Linked DNA regions of Homo sapiens: region 1 is linked to region 2. The links are chromatin loops, found by intact Hi-C in ENCODE. Cell type or tissue: PC-3. All regions are shown on one strand. Region 1 has its middle 110 kb from the start of CYLC1. Region 2 has its middle 150 kb from the start of RPS6KA6.

Evidence for each region. A loop is a pair of places that touch in the nucleus more often than their neighbours do. Peaks named below come from ENCODE experiments on the same cell type or tissue, not always from the same donor. Only the 100,000 strongest peaks of a DNase experiment are listed, where the experiment ranks them.
Region 1: a loop joins it to region 2, with 13 times the contacts of the local background. A loop is called at or near these places in 1 of 110 quality-filtered maps.

Annotation. Positions count from the first base shown.
Region 1 is chrX:83,965,086-83,967,585 of GRCh38, forward strand. No RefSeq gene overlaps it. Among named protein-coding and RNA genes, the nearest start is that of CYLC1, 110 kb to the left of the region's middle. In PC-3, no CTCF peak of the experiment used is centred here; no DNase peak of the experiment used is centred here; H3K27ac peaks cover 440 bases.
Region 2 is chrX:84,041,509-84,044,008 of GRCh38, forward strand. No RefSeq gene overlaps it. Among named protein-coding and RNA genes, the nearest start is that of RPS6KA6, 150 kb to the right of the region's middle. RefSeq lists an enhancer at 2,464-2,500. In PC-3, no CTCF peak of the experiment used is centred here; no DNase peak of the experiment used is centred here.

The DNA.
Region 1 (2,500 bases), 76 kb before region 2:
AGACAATAAAAACAATTGTTAAAGAAGCAAAAATTAGTGGGATCCAATTAAATATAACAGCTTCTGCACAGCAAAAAAAAAAAACTATCAACAGAGTAAATGAACAACATACTGAACAGAAGAAAATATTTTCAAACTACATATCTGAAAAAGGTCTAATCTCAAGCATTTATCAGGGATTTAAAAAAATTTACAAGAGAAAAACAAATAATCCCATTAAAAAGCAGACAAAGACATGAGCAGACACTTCTTCAAAGAATATTACATGTGGCTAACAAGCATATGAAAATAAAAAAAGCTCAGTATTACTGATTATTAGAGAAATGCAAATCAAAGCCACCATTAGCAACCATCTCAAAAAAGTCAGAATCTGTTATTCTTTAAAATCAAAAAATAACAGATGATGATGAGGTTGCTGAGAAAAGAGAACACTTATACACTGTTGGTAGGAGTTTAAATTATTTCCATTATTGTCAAAAGCAGTATGATGATTTTTCAAAGAGCTAAAACCAGAATTACCATTTGACCCAGTAATCCCATTACTTGGTACATACTCAAAGAAATATAAATCATTCCACCATAATGCACATGCACACAATGTTTATTGCAGCACTATTCACAATAGCGAAGACATGGATTCAACCTAAATGCCCATAAATGACAGAATGGATTAAAAAAATGTGGTACATATGCACCATGGAACACTATACAGCCATACAAAGAAAAAGATTATGTCTTTTGTAGGAACATGGATGGAGCTGAAGGCTATTATCCTCAGCAAACTAATGCAGGAACGGAAAACCAAATGCTCCTTGTTCTCACTTACAAGTGGGAGCTAAATGATGATAACTTATGAACACGATAAGGAAACAACATACACTGGAGTCTACTTGAGGATAGAGGGTGGGAGGAGGGAGAGAAGCAGAAAAAATAACTATTGGGTACTGCAATTAATTCCTGTGTGGTGAAATAACCTGTACAACAAACCCCCGTGACATGAGTTTACCTATGTAACAAACCTTCACATATACCCCCAAACCTTAAATAAACAAAAGAAATAAATATAAATTCTAGAGATAAAGAATACAATAATTGAAGAAAAAAATAGAAAGCTTTAACATCAGACTTGATCAAGTAGAACAAAGAGTCAATGAACTAAAGATATGACATTTGAAGTTATCTAATCAGAAAAGGAAAAAGAAGAAATAATGAAGAAGGACTACATCAACAATGAAGCACCATCAAGAAAACAAACATTGCATAGTAGAAGTTCCAGGAGAAGCGAGAGACAAAGAACTACAAAGCAAACGTAAAAATAAATAAATAAGCCTAAAAATTTTCCAGACCTGGGAAAAGATGACATTATTTGACTTCAGAAATAAGATTACCTCCTGTTTACCTCTGCTATCAATGTTCCATGCCACCCTGGTGACTCAGGAGATTATGAGCCTGCTCAACTACACAGTATACCTCTACTACAAATGGACTTTAAGTAACACTAAGTTTACTTATAACCAATAAAATCATGCAGTATCTTCACTACTTCAAATATAGCCAAAAGCAAAGCCAAATGCCCTATTCAATAAACAGCATAGTCATATCCTCATGAAATAAAATGTCTTGCCCCAATAAAAGTAAATTTAAAAATAAGAAGTTACTGTTTTTTGAGGTATGAACAAATAAGTGTAATACCAAAAATATGAAAAGTCAAGTATTATGACCCACCAAAAGAAACAGTATTTCTTCAGAAAAAAAATTCTAACCAAAAAGAAAATCCTCAAAATTCCAAATAAATAGTTCAAAATTTTAATTTTAAGAAAGCTCGATGAGATGCAAGTGAAAACTGAAGTCAATAAAAATAAAATAAAATCAATGACAGATGTAAATGAGAAATTTACCAATGAGTTAGATATCTTTTAAAAAATGAAACTTCTGGGAAATAAAAAATTATAGTGGAATTACAAAATACACGAAAAACATCGATAATAGACTGTACCAAGAAGAAGGAGAATATCAGAACTGGAAGAAAGGTCTAGCTTAATTAATTAAATTAATTCAGTTAGACAAAAATAAAGAAAAAAGAATTAAAAGAAATTAACAAAGCCTTCAAGAAGTATGGGACTACGTAAAATGACCAAAGGTGTAAATCATCAGTATTCCTAATGGAGAAGAAAAATAAAGTTTAGAAAACCTACTTAAGTAAATAATTAATGAAAATTCTCTTACTCTAGCAAGAGACTTAGATATCCAGAAACAGGAGGCCCAACAAAAATCAGAAAAAAATACAATTTAAGATGAAATTCACCATGACATTACACAGTCATCAAACTGTGTAATGTCAATGTGCAATTAAAAAAAAAAAAACCTAAAATTGGTGAGGCAAAAATGCCTAGTCACCTATAAAGCAAATCTCATCAGACTAACAGTGGACTTCTCAGCAGAAACCATATAAGGCAGAAAAGGTTGAGACCTTATATTTAAAGCAGTAAATAAAAAACAG
Region 2 (2,500 bases):
ACTTCTGGTACTATGTTGAATAGGAGAGCTGAAGGTAGGCATCTTTGCCTTGTTCTAGTTCTTAGAGGGAAGGATTTCACAGTTTCTCCAATCAGTATGATGCTAGCTCTCGTTTTTCATATATGGCTTTTATTAATTTGAAGTATGTTCCTTTCATCCCTAGTTTGTGGAGGGTTTCATTCATGATGGGATGCTTGGCTTAATCAAGTGTTTTTCTGCATCTATTGAGTTGATTATATGCTTTTTAAATTTAATTATATTTATGTGGTGAATCACATTTATTGGTTTGTGAATATTGAACCGTTCTCCCATTCCTGAGATAAAATCCACTTGATCATATTGCATTATTTTAATGTGCTATTGAATTTGGTTTGTTAATATTTCGCATCTGTGTTCATCAGAAAGTTTGGCCTATAGTTTTCCTTTTTTTCTTGTCCTTGCATGGCTTTGTTATAGGGATTATGCTAATTTCATAGACTGAGTTACAAAGCATTACCTCCTTGATTTGTTAGAACAGTTTCAGGATTGGTATCAGTTCTTCCTTGTACATTTGGTAGAAAGCAGCTATCAATGTGTCTGGTCCTGGACATTTTTTTCTTGGGAGGTTTTTTTTTTTAATTACTGATTCAATTTTACTACTCATTATTGGTCTGTTCATTATTTCTATTTCTGGTTCAATCTTGGGAGGTTGTATGCTTCCAGGAATCTATCCTTTCACTCTAGTTTTTCTAGTTTATGAATGTATAGTTGTTCATAGTAGCCTCTGATGATCTTTAGTACTTCTGTGTTGTCAGCTCTAATGTCACCTTATCATTTCTGATTGTGCTTATTTGAATCTTCTCTTTTTTGGTTAATCTAGGTGGCAGTCTTTTCTTTTATTTTTTCACAGAACCAACTTTTCATTTTGTTGACCCTTTTTTTGTCTTAATTTCATTTAATTCCACTCTAGTCTTTGTTATTTCTTTTCTTCTGCTAGCTGTGGGTGTGGTTTGTTCTTCTTTTTCTATTTTCTTGAGGTGCAGCATTAGGTTGTTAATTTGAGTCATTTCTATCTTTTAAATGCATGCATTTATTGCTATATTATTTCCTCTTAGCACTGCTTTTGTTGATCCCAGAGGTTTTGGCATGTTGTATTCTTATTTGTGTTCCTTTCTAAAAAAAAAATTATATCCGCCTTAATTTCATTGTTGACTCAATGATTATTCATGAGAAGGTTGTTAAATTTTCATGTATTTGTATATTTTTGAGAGTTCCTCTTGGAATTTATTTCTAGTTATATTCCATTATGGTCCAAGAGGATTCACAGTATCATTTCAATTTTTAAAATAAAATTTATTGAGACTTATTGTGGCTAGGCCCGTATCTTCTAGAGTCCAATTAAAGTCCAGTGTTTCTCTGTTGATATTCTGCCTCAATTATCTGTCTATTGCTGTCAGTGTGGTCAGTGTGGTTTGAAGTCTCCCACTATTTTTATATTACTATCAATCTGTTTTCTGAGGTCTAGTAGAATGTTTTTAATGAGTCTGGGTGCTCTGGTTTTTTAGTAGCTTGCTATATAATCTTGTTATATAAGAAGAGTTGAATCAATCTCTTTATATAATGACCTGTGTCTTAGTTCATTTTACATTGCTGTAAAAGAATACCAGTGGTTGGGTAATTTATAAAGGAGCTTCCTGAATTTTTGATTTTTTTTATTTAAGCTATCTATTTTGTTGAATAATTTTTTCCTTTATTTCTTGTATCTTTTTTTGGATTTCCTTGCATTGGGCTTCACCTTTCTCTGGTCCCTCCCTTATTAGCTTAATAACTAACCTCCTGAATACTTTTTCAGGCAAGTCAGGAATTTCTTCTTGGTTTGGATCCATTGTTGGTGAACTAGTGTGATTTTTGGGGGGTGTTTTTGAGCCTTGTTTTGTCATATTACCAGGGATGCTTTTCTGGTTCCTTCCCATTTGGGTAGGTTCTGTCAAAGGGAAGATCTAGGGCTGAAGGCTGCTGTTCAGGTTTTTTTTTTTTTTTTGTCCCACAGGGTGTTCCCTTGATGTAGTACTTGCCCCCTTTTCCTGTGGTTGTGGCTTCCTGTGAGCTGAACTGCAGTGATTGTTGTCTCTCTTCTGGATTTAGCCACCCAGTGAGTCTACCCAGCTCCTGGCTGGTGCTGGGGGTTTCTACACAAAGTCCTGTGATGTGAACCATGTATGGGTCTCTCAGTCATGGATACCAGTGCCTGTTCTGGTGGAGGTGGCAGAGGGTGCAATGGACTCCATGAGGGTTTTTAGCTTTGGTGGTTTGATGCTCTATTTTTGTGCTGATTGACCTCCTGCCAGGAGGTGGCACTTTCCAGAAAGCATCAACTGTAGTAGTGTGGAGAGAGACTGGCAGTGGGTGGGGCCCTAGATCTCCCAAGATTGTATGTCCTTTGTCTTCCACTAGCAGGGTGGGTAGGGAAAGACCATCAGGTGGGGATGGGGTTACGTGTGTCTGAGCTCAGACTCTCTTT